2 separate regions of the Homo sapiens genome follow, and region 2 is linked to region 1. The links are chromatin contacts, found by Hi-C or POLR2A ChIA-PET in ENCODE. All regions are on one chromosome and are shown on one strand. The core of a region is the stretch at or near the end of the contact, and the rest is flanking DNA. Distances in the headings are between cores, read along the strand shown. Region 1 holds the start of UFSP1 (UFM1 specific peptidase 1). Region 2 overlaps LOC107986829 (a long non-coding RNA gene).

Region 1 (5,787 bases), core at 1,326-3,825:
GGGGCGGGAGGACACACAAAGGCAGACACACGGAGACAGAAAGGACGGGTGGGACAGGGGCAGGATAGAACAGCCAGAGAGGGATATGCTCACAAAGTAGATAAAAGGGGAGAGAAAAAGAAAGGAGACAGAGAAGGCAGAGGGGGTCTTGCAGAGACAGAGGCAAAGGAAAGTGAGGAGGAGACGAGGTAGACATGGAGGGGGCGGGGCACAGTGGCTCACCCCTGTAATTCCAGCCCTTTGGGAGGCCAAGGTGGGAGGATCCCCTGAGGCCAGGAGTTTGAGACCAGACTGGACAACATAACAAGACCCCGACTCTTAAAAAGAAAAAAAATACAAAACTTAGCCAGGCACGGTGGCTCGTGCCTCTAGTCCCAGCTACTTGGGAAGGTGAGGCAGGAGGATTGCTTGAGCCTGGGAGGTTGAGGCTGCAGTGAGCTATGATGGCACCACTGCACTCCAGCCTGAGTGGCCCTATCTCTGGAAAAAAAAAAAAAAAAAAAAAAGGGAGACCAAGACAAAGGAGTTGGAGCTGGATTAAGTCAAACCAGTGATGATTCACTAGCAGTGACACATTCTCTCACACACACACCAGTTTACCTGGATCGAGAAGAGGACAATGAAATCTAGCATTGGATGGGTGTTGTTAAAAAATGTGATGTTTGTAGACATAGGACCCGTCCTGGTTATTTAGGAAAGTCTCAAGACATCCTAGCCATTTTTTTAGTGAGAGAAACAAAGATGGAACAGAAAAGCTGAGGGAAACGGAAGGAGACGGAGCGCTTGAGGAAGGGAAGACCCCAATGACCGCGCACATTGGAGAAAGTGGTGGGAGGGAGGGGACGGGTTCTCTGGGGCTCTCCGCTGAGCTGAAGAGTCCGGGATCCCGTGGAGTTGGGGGCCACCTCCTCCCACTGCCCGTCTGGACTGAGCCTTCCCTTCCTTCCGCAGGGATCCCAATGAGCCCCGAGACCCCAAGGCCCCACAATGGCCCCCGTACACGGCGGGGGCTCAGCAGTACGTTAGTCTGGACCTGCGGCCGCTGGAGGTGCGGCGGGGGCTGCGCGCCCAGGCCTGCGCCTTCTGGAACCGCTTCCTCCCCAAATTGCTCAGCGCCACCGGTATGCAGGGGCCAGCGGGCAGCGGCTGGGAGGAGGGGAGTGGGAGCCCGCCAGGTGTAACCCCTCTCTTCTCCCCCTAGCCTCGGAGGCTCCCAGCACCTGCCCAGGCTTCACCCATGGGGAGGCTGCTCCGAGGCCCGGCCTCCCCCTGCCCCTCCTCCTCCTCCACCAGCTTCTCCTCCTCTTCCTCTCCCACCTCCGGCGGCTGTGAACACGGCCTCTTCCCCTACGGCCACAGGGGCCCCTCCTCTAATGAGTGGTCGGACCGTGGGGAAGGGCCCCACTCAGGGATCTCAGACCTAGTGCTCCCTTCCTCCTCAAACCGAGAGACTCACACTGGACAGGGCAGGAGGAGGGGGCCGTGCCTCCCACCCTTCTCAGGGACCCCCACGCCTTTGTTGTTTGAATGGAAATGGAAAAGCCAGTATTCTTTTATAAAATTATCTTTTGGAACCTGAGCCTGACATTGGGGGGAAGTGGGAGGCCCCGGACGGGGTAGCACCCCCCATTGGGGCTATAACGGTCAACCATTTCTGTCTCTTCTTTTTCCCCCAACCTCCCCCTCCTGTCCCCTCTGTTCCCGTCTTCCGGTCATTCTTTTCTCCTCCTCTCTCCTTCCTGCTGTCCTTCTCCGGCCCCGCCTCTGCCCTCATCCTCCCTCTCGTCTTTCGCACATTCTCCTGATCCTCTTGCCACCGTCCCACGTGGTCGCCTGCATTTCTCCGTGCGTCCTCCCTGCACTCATACCCCCCCTTCAACCCGCCCAAATGTCCGATCCCCGACCTTCCTCGTGCCGTCCTCCCCTCCCGCCTCGCTGGGCGCCCTGGCCGCAGACACGCTCGACGAGGCGGAGCGCCAGTGGAAGGCCGAGTTCCACCGCTGGAGCTCCTACATGGTGCACTGGAAGAACCAGTTCGACCACTACAGCAAGCAGGATCGCTGCTCAGACCTGTGACCCCGGCGGGACCCCCATGTCCTCCGCTCCGCCCGGCCCCCTAGCTGTATATACTATTTATTTCAGGGCTGGGCTATAACACAGACGAGCCCCAGACTCTGCCCATCCCCACCCCACCCCGACGTCCCCCGGGGCTCCCGGTCCTCTGCATGTCTCAGGCTGAGCTCCCTCCCCCGCGGTGCCTTCGCCCCTCTGGGCTGCCAATAAACTGTTACAGCCACGGGAGTGTGCGCGACTAGGGAGCCAGGGGTAGAGGCAGAACGCCGGAATCACGGGGGCCGAGTCTATGCAGGAGCGGGGCTGGAGGGCAAGAAACAGGCGAGCTCCGAGGCGGGCGCAAGGCAAAGGCCAACCCCTAGCCCTGCCCTGCCGGGCGGAGCTCGCGCCTGCGTAATGAGGCCCGCAGGCAGGCTAGCTGGCACGGCGGAGGGGAGGAGAGGGGAGGGGAGGGGAGGGGAGGGGAGGGGAGGGGCGGGGCGGGGCGGGGCGCGGCGGAGCATTGTGGGAGCTCCTCGGTCGGTGCCGGTCGGTGGCTGCCTATTGCGGCCTGCGGTGATCAACGAGGCCCGGGGAGCGCGTCCCCAGTCTGCGCGCCGGTCCTGCGGCAGCTGGCCCAAGACCCGGAGCCGAAAGGAAGTGTTGGAGCCTGAGGTCGCTCCGCGCCGCTAGGAGGACGCTGTGCCTGGCCTGGGACCTCCGCTCCCGCCCACCGCCCTGGAGCCGCTGAGGGACGTCCACGTGGGCCTGTCCCCGCCGAGCCGCGGCCCTGTCCGCCTGGCGCTGCTCTCGGGCCACTACCTCTACTACCACTACGGCTGCGACGGCCTGGACGACCGCGGCTGGGGCTGCGGCTACCGCACTCTGCAGACGCTGTGCTCGTGGCCAGAGGGCCAGCCCGCGGGCGTACCTGGACTGGCCGCCGTACAGGCGGCCCTGGAGGACATGGGCGACAAGCCCCCCGGCTTCCGGGGCTCCCGGGACTGGATCGGCTGCGTGGAGGCCAGCCTCTGCCTCGCTCACTTCGGAGGGCCCCAGGGACGCCTCTGCCACGTACCCCGGGGAGTGGGGCTGCACGGGGAGCTGGAGAGGCTTTACTCGCACTTCGCAGGGGGTGGGGGCCCAGTCATGGTTGGGGGGGACGCAGATGCCAGGTCCAAGGCCTTGCTGGGAGTCTGCGTAGGGTCAGGCACGGAAGCCTATGTCCTGGTATTGGACCCTCACTACTGGGGCACTCCAAAAAGCCCCAGTGAACTACAGGCTGCTGGGTGGGTGGGCTGGCAAGAGGTGAGTGCAGCCTTTGACCCCAACTCCTTCTACAACCTGTGCTTGACCAGCCTTAGCTCCCAACAGCAGCAGCGCACCTTGGACTGAGGACGAAGTTACAGAACTGAGATTCTCGGGTCCCAGACACGCACCTATGTACCTCCCACTGGTGTCCCTGCAAAGCCTGGCGCTTTTGACATCAATAATAAAAGTGGCAGGGCTGAGCAACACCTCAGGAGTTACTCTGGAAGGATGGAGGAGTTATGTAACACACGAGAGTCAGGAGCCCTGTGGAAGTGCTTTTATTAGCAGTAAGGCTGATCGTACAAAAAATTCTCAGAGCTTCATAGGACAAGGTAGTACAAGTATGGATGATACAGGACTGAGGAACGGGGGACGGCTCAAAAGAAATCAACATCGTCTGGGGCATCCAGGTCCCGATATTCCACAATGGCCCTTGGGTCTCCACGAACCATCCTGTGAGGTGAGAGGTACAGGATGAGAGCTGAGGGCTCCCAAAAGGGAGTCTGCAGGCGGCAACAAAGCTTGGGCGTCTGCCCTCCTCACCTGTTGCGAGGTTTCCCAGGATAACCTCCCTGGCCTCGGAAGGCATCATAGTTCCCTCGACCAGCACCATACGGGGCATGGGGGTATGGAGGGCCTCCTGTGGGGACTGCAGGGCGGACAGCACCAGCTATGACAGAGATCAGTGTTGAGTTGCAAAACTATGTCCTCAATTCCATCCTCTGTTTTCTTCTCCCAAAGCCACACACTCACCAAGCCCCTTCATCTCCCTCCTGTACTTACCTCCATAGCCCAAGATCGGGGGCCGGGGCTGACCATAGGGCATCAGGCCCTGGGGAGTCTGGTGTGGGTAGGGGAGTCCTGGGGTCAAACCTGGGGGGAGTACAACACGGACAGGGACATGAATTACTGCGGGGGCGGGGAGGGGGATACGGGTACAATTGACTTCTAGGGCTATGGCCTGAGGATGGGGCAGAAACTTCTCGGGGTGACACGTTAAAGAGAAACAGGAGTCCCTGGGTAGTCAAGGAAGAGGGCACATGCGACCTTCATGGATCGTATCTTACTCTGGGCGGGGCCAGGTGGCTGGGCTGGCTTGATCTCAGGCAGAGCTGGGCGCTTAGCATCAGTGAGGAAGTTGTTAAAAAACGCGACTTCCTTTTTCACTTCCTCAATTTTCTCTGCATGCTTGTTGAAGATATGTTTGCGCACAAACTCAGGACCCTGGGTGGAGAGAGGAGAGGGGTCAGGACAGCCACATAAGGGTTGCCTCGCTCCCAGGCCCGAGCTGGAAGGATTCCCAGCTCCCGCCTGCCAGTGCAGTAAGCAGTTCCCCCACCCCTGCCCAGGGGGCTTCCTGTCTCAACCCCACCTCCCACCACCGTAGCACGGCCATTCTCCAACATCCCACACCTTGAATTTCTTGCCACTGAGAGGACACAGCCACTTATCCTTGCCCAGTTCCTGCGTGTTGGAGGTGACGAACTTCTCCACTTCCTGCTCTGGGTCTTTGCGCCCCATCTTCTGGGCCTCTTCCTCTGAGAGTGACTCCCGCACACTCAGCAACGGCGTGAGCTTCTCCTCAAAAGTCTTCTGCCACTCCAGCACTGTGGTTTGGGAACAGAGGAAGGAAGGTTGGCAAGGGAGCCAGAAGGAAGGATGGTGGCAAGGGGCTGGAGGACCAAGGCCAGGGGCAGCCGGGAACAAAGGGGAACCTGGAGCTCACCTTCCCCGTGACTGATGCGGTTGGGTGGCATGGGCCCCCGAACGTGGATGATCCCACAGCGATTGGGCATCTCGTCCTCGTTGGGGTACTCACAGGTGTTGTAATAATCCAAGGAATGCACGATGCGCAGGTAAAGGAGGAGCTTGTCCAAGACCTAAGGGAAGTGAATGCGAGCGTTCAGCTCCTGCCCTCACCGCCCGAGCCCCCACGTGCCCCGCGCTGCCACTGGCACCTTAATCAACTTCTCATCCCGCTCCACGTTGATCTCTGCCGGGTTCCCTTCCTTAGGAGGCTCCTCAGGAGGAGCGCCCCCGCTGCTCCCCAGCAGCTCCTCCTCCTCGGCGCTTACTTCCTCGATCAGGTAGTCGGTGATATTCTTCAAGATCGGGTTTTGCGAGGGCAGGCTCTGATGGGAGGAAGAGAAGCAAGTAAGGCAGAGAAGACCTTCAGAGGAGGTAACCTGAGACTTTCCACAAGTGAAAGAGCAGCGAGGGGACAGGAGTTCACCGGACATAAATGGCACCTTTTGCCCCCTTGAGATTTGTCTTTATTTTAGCTTTTGTTCCACCCCAGCCACAAATGATCACTAGCATCCCCCCAGTTCTGCTGGAATCTGGAGGTGCTGCTACCCACACACGAAGGGGCAAATGAGTGAGCAGGCGAGTGGGTGCAAGGGTTCAAGGCTACAGATAGGTAAG
Region 2 (5,402 bases), core at 846-3,345, 370 kb after region 1:
TGGAAAGAAAAAAAATTTAAAAATTAATAAATAATTTTTAAGGCCAGGCGTGGTGGCTCACACCTGTAATCCCAGCACTTTGGGAGGCTGAGGCAGGTGGATCATGAGGTCAGGAGATCGAGACCATCCTGACTAACACGGTGAAACCCTGTCTCTACTAAAAATACAAAAAAATTAGCTGGGTGTGGTGGCGGGTGCCTATAGTCCCAGCAACTCGGGAGGCTGAGGCAGGAGAATGGCGTGAACCCAGGAAGTGGAGCTTGCAGTGAGCCGAGATCGCGCCACTGCACTCCAGCCGGGATGACAGAGCGAGACTTTGTCTCAAACAAACAAACAAAAATAATAATAATTTTTAAAAAGAAATAAAAATTAGCTGGGTGTGGTGGTGTGTACCTGTGGTCCCAGGTACTCCACAGGCTGAGGTGGGAGGCTGAGGTGGGAGGATCACTTGAGCCCTGGAGGTTGAGGCAGCAGTGGGCCATGATCATGCCACTGCACTCCAGCTTGGGTGACAGAGCAAGACCCTGTCTCAAAAAATAAAATAAATAAAATGCAGCAATTTGTCCTTCATTCTCTGCCCTCCCATCCCCCACATTTTGAAGGAGATCTTATATTACTAAGGAATATTCATTGCTAATTATTATTCATTACTAATGAATATTCATTACAACTTACTATTCATTACTAATGATTTTCTAAGCTCTACTGATGTGACAGGTCCTTGCATTTCTGCCAGTTATATCTCACAACCCCATTACATCCACGTCTCAGCAAGACCTGGGGGATCTTTGATACTTCAAGTCCAAGGCAAATCAGCATGATATTGTCAATGACGATCAGGATGACATCCTACAGAGGAGTCAGTTAGTGTGATCAACCATCCCAGTTTGCCAGGGACCTGGGGGCTTCCTAGGATGCAGAACTTTCAGTGCCCGAATAACAGTTTCAGGTAAACCTAGATGGCTGGTCCCTAGGTAAAGTGGACTAGGTCCCTGTGAAAGGATACTGCTACCCCTTCCAGGTAAAGATAAATAGCTGGGATGGGTAAAGAGAAACAGAGGCCAGGTGCAATGGTTCATGCCTATAATCCCAGCACTTTGGGAGGCTAAGGAGGGAGAATTGCTTGGTGCTAGGAGTTGGGAGACCAGTCTGGGCCACATAGTGAAATGCCATCTCTTTAAAAAAAAAAATTAAAAAAATTAAAAAAAAATTTAGCCAGGTGCAGTGGCATGTGCCTGCAGTTTTTTATTTGTTTGTTTGGGTTTTTTTGTTTGTTTTGATTTGTTTTGAGACGGAGTCTCTCTGTTACCTAGGCTGGAGTGCAATGGCGTGATCTCGGCTCACTGCAACCTCTGCCTCCTGGGTTCAAGCAATTCTCCCGCCTCAGCCTCCCGAGTAGCTGGGAATACAGGTGCCCGCCACCACGCCCTAATTTTTGTATTTTTTTTTTTTTAGTAGAGACGGGGTTTAACCATGTTGGTCAGGCTGGTCTCAAACTGTTGACCTCAGGTGGTCCACCCACTTTGGCCTCCCAAAGTGCTGGGATTACAGGCATGAGCCACTGTGTCCATCCGTGCCTGTGGGTTTGAGGCTGTGATGAGCTGTGGTTGTGCCTCTGTACTCCACTGTGGGCAACAGAGTGAGACCCTTTCTCTAAATTGAAGACAGCATATCAAGTACCCACGTAATTAAGCCCAAGGTAATCCTCCATTATTTTTCAAGTCCTGTCCATCTTTGGTACTAACCAGCCTGGAGAAACAGCCTCCAAGGTTCCCATCCTCCTCTTCAGGAACTCTGGGTCAAGAAACTTATTCAGGGCCAGGCACAGTGGCTCACACTTGTAATTCCAACACTTTGGGAGGCCAAGGCAGGAGGAGACCAGCCTGGGCAGCAGAGTGAGATCCCATCTCTACGAAAAAAAAAAAAAGAGAGAAGGGATGGTTAAGGCTAGAAGGACTGTGACTATGTAGTGTGTTGACTTGACTTAGATCTTTGTTCATTAAGCTAAGGAATTATCTTGTTTTACAAACCAAGCTGAACCCAGGCCCGCCCATCTGCTCTGTTCCTGCCACTACTTCAAACAGAAGCCAAAACCTCAACTCAGTATGTTAGGCCATTTCTTGCAGCAAATTTACCACACCTACTTGGCTTTTGCCTTTTTGTGGCCACAGCCAGGGGTGATATTCAAAATATTTCACAGCTGGTTACCACATGGCCGGCAGCCATTTAGAACAGACACTGATTTTAGCACTAAGTCCTGTTCCTGGAGATCAACAGCTATGCTGGGGATTAACTCTTTAGTTGCTGAAAGAGAGGGAGGTCTGGCCAGCACGGTGGCTCATGCTTGTAATCACAGCACTTTGGGAGGCTGAGGTGGGCTGATCACTTGAGGTCAGGAGTTCAAGACCAGCCTGGCCAACATGGTGAAACTCCATCTCTACTAAAAAAGCTAGCCAGGCGTGGTGGTGTGCACCTGTAATCCCAGCAACTCAGAAGGCTGAGGCAGGAGAATTGCTTGTACCCAGGAAGCAGAGGTTGCAGTGAGCCAAGATCGTGCCACTGCACTCCAGCTTGGATGACAGAGCAAAACTCCGTCTCAAAAAATAAAAAATAAAAATAAGAAGAGGGAGGTCTGGGGGCCTGGAGGCAGGTGGATGGGGTGGGGAACTCAGGAGGCTGTTGGCAGTAATTTACCAACTGCTAGGAAAGCTTTTCAGTATTTCAACAACCAGTATCGGCAGGACATGGTGGCTTATGTCTATAATTGCAGCACTTTGGGAGGCCAAGGCGGGCAGATCACTTGAGGTCAGGAGTTCGAGACCAGCCTGGTCAACATGGCAAAACCCTGTCTCTACTAAAAATATAAAAATTAGCCGGGCGTGGTGGCACGCGTCGGTAATCTCAGCTACTTGGTAGGCTGAGGCAGGAGAATCGCTTGAATCCAGGAGGTAGAGGTTGCAATGAGCTGAGATTATTCCACTGCATTCTAGGCAGGGTGACAGGGTGAGATTCTGTCTCAAAAAAAAAAAAAAAAAAGTATGATCAACCAGGCCACGTGCAGGAGAAGGGAAATGAGGGGATGGGGTGGAGAGAGGGAGAGAGACAAAGAGAAATGAAGGGAGGGAAGAGGCAGGAAGGAAATGAATGTTCTATCCTTGATTTGGTCTGTCTTCCTTGATTACAACCCCACAGGATTCGAGTCCACATAGTTGCTGCTGTAACAACTCCCTAGAAAATTAGCCTCTAATTCCTTTTTTCCCTGCTTGGATTTTGCACACCATCCATGGTTGCATGATATTTCCAAATTCCTGTGATCAGATGTTCCTCATTAGGAAGTGACTCATCACATTTGCTTGGCAATCATGAATACAGGAGAAATTACTTGGAGGGGCCCAGGGGACTGGGAAGCCCCATGCCCTCAAGATATTGCTCTTCCAACCTCCAGGATTTCAGTCTTTGATAATCAAAATCTTAATGTTAACTACAGAAAGCCAGCACAGTTGTGAACTTAGCAAATACTGTGATTTGTCAATTTACAGTATCTTTTTGTATTATAAAATATTTGGCAGGTAAATTTTATAATGTATTTTAAAATATACAAATAACTCTGTATTATACCTGTTGATTATGATGCGTAAAAATAAATGAACACTGGGCTGGATGCAGTGTCTCACGCCAGTAATCCCAGCACTTTGGGAGGCTGAGGTGGGTAGATCACTTGAGGTCAGGAGTTCGAGACCAGCCTGGCCAACATGGTGAAACCATGTCTCTACTGAAAATACAAAAATTAGCCGGGTGTGGTGGCACGAGTCTGTAATCCCAGCTACTCAGGAGTCTGAGGCAGGAGAATCGCTTGAACCTGGGAAGCGGAGGTTGCAGTAGCTGAGATCGCGCCACTGCACTCCAGCCTGGGTGACAAGGTAAGACTCTGTCTCAATAAATAAATAAATAAATAAATAAATAAATAAATAAATAAACAAACAAAAAAACACTGGTAAACCCACCACTCAACATAAGTAGAATGTAGTCAATATTCACTTTAGAGATCTAATTTTTAGTCTTTTCCAATCACTGGCTGATAGTAGTAAATGTGTTTTTTGGTAAGGTACAGTGGCTCATGTCCCAAAGTACCCAGCACTTTTAGATGCCAAGGTGGGAGGATCGCCAGAGGCCAGCAGTTCAAGACCAGCCTAGGCAACATAACAAGATCTCGACTCTACAAAGAAATAAAAAATTAGCCAGGCATGGTGACGTGTGCCTGTAGTCCCTCCTACTTTGGGGGCTGAGGTGGAGGGATCCCTTGAGCCCAGGAGGTAGAGGCTGCAGTGAGCTGTGATGGTGCCACTGAGCTCCAGCCTGGGTGAACGAGTTAGACTCTGTCAAAAAAAAAAAAAAAAAAAAGTCAAAACAACAACAAAGATGTGTTTTTTTTGCTGGTATACAGAATGGCCTTGAATGTTGTTTTCTTTCTCTCTTTTTTTTTTTTTTTAGATGGAGTCTTGCTCTGTTGCCCAGGCTGGAGTGCAGTGGTGCCATCTTGGCTCACTGCAACCTCCGCCTCCCAGGTTCAAGCAATTCTCCTGCCTCAGCCTCCCAAGTAGCTGGGATTACAGGCACATGCCACCATGCCCAGCTAATTTTTGTATTTTTAGTAGAGACGGGGTTTCACCATGTTGGCCATTCTGGTCTCAAACCCCTGACCTCAGGTGATATGCCTGCCTAGGCCTCCCAAAGTGTTGGGAATTACAGGTGTGAGCCACTGTGCCCGGCTGAATGTTGTTTTCTGATTCTACCCAGTCATCCTAATTCCTCCTTTTTTTTTTCATTTCCTTCCTTCTACTTATCTCTCTTTCTCCGTTTTTTTTTTTTTTTTGACAAGGTCTCACTCTGTCACCAAGGCTGGAGTGCAGTGGCATGATCACGGCTCACGGCAGCCTTGATCTCCCAGGCTCAAGTGACCCTCCCACCTCAGCCTCTTGAGTAGCTGGGACCACAGAGTGCCACTACGCCCAGCTAATTGAAAAAAAAAAAACTGTAGTTATAGAGTCTCACTATGTTGTCCAGCCTGATCTCAAGCTCCTGGCCTCAAGCAATCCTCACCACTCAGCCTCCCTAAGTGCTGGGATTACAGGCCTGAGCCATCACGCCTGTCCTTATTTCCCAAAGTGCTGGGATTACAGGCGTGAGCCACTGCGCCCAGCCCAAAACTTTACTTTCAAAGGACATAGTATCTGAATACTAAGACTTTACGAACTGTTTTATCAATCCATGGACTTCTAACCTCCCATTCAGGGACATGGAAATCATCTCTGACTCTCTCTCCTGTGTTACTATGAAGATTCCATGCCTCTTTGGAGATTCTGTTGCTTGCAACCCCGCTCCTGGAATAGAATTCTGTGCTT

The links. Hi-C counts contacts between places; a loop is a spot of excess contacts on that map. ChIA-PET counts read pairs that join two places held with the same protein, here RNA polymerase II (POLR2A). Pooled maps may share reads with other maps.
Region 2: a loop to region 1 is called in a pooled map, with 3 times the contacts of the local background. The contact joins the enhancer-like site here to the promoter of UFSP1 in region 1. A Hi-C loop is called at or near these places in 1 of 50 pooled maps. POLR2A ChIA-PET finds 5 or more read pairs at or near these places in 3 of 52 experiments (GM12878, OCI-LY7 and WTC11).

Annotation. Positions count from the first base shown.
Region 1 is chr7:100,886,503-100,892,289 of GRCh38, reverse strand. It overlaps UFSP1 (UFM1 specific peptidase 1), which reads left to right and starts at 2,575. Exons shown (of 1, transcript NM_001430944.2): 1 at 2,575-3,569. The coding sequence starts at 2,791. The coding sequence ends at 3,447. It overlaps SRRT (serrate, RNA effector molecule), which reads right to left. Exons shown (of 20, transcript NM_015908.6): 14 at 5,322-5,495; 15 at 5,090-5,243; 16 at 4,777-4,970; 17 at 4,431-4,587; 18 at 4,147-4,248; 19 at 3,907-4,033; 20 at 3,626-3,816. The coding sequence ends at 3,741. It overlaps ACHE (acetylcholinesterase (Yt blood group)), which reads left to right. Exons shown (of 5, transcript NM_000665.5): 4 at 952-1,121; 5 at 1,955-2,296. The coding sequence ends at 2,076. RefSeq lists enhancers at 1-335, 616-1,348, 1,572-1,631, 1,349-2,082, 5,753-5,787 and silencers at 1,132-1,181, 1,253-1,410, 2,502-2,551.
Region 2 is chr7:100,513,100-100,518,501 of GRCh38, reverse strand. It overlaps LOC107986829 (a long non-coding RNA gene), which reads right to left. Exons shown (of 4, transcript XR_001745301.2): 3 at 1,746-1,909. Among named protein-coding and RNA genes, the nearest start is that of AGFG2, 23 kb to the left of the region's middle. Within about 2 kb of position 2,095, at least 8 of the 41 ENCODE cell types and tissues checked have a DNase peak (open chromatin) inside an H3K27ac peak, as active enhancers do; they include GM12878 and OCI-LY7, where a contact is called at or near this core.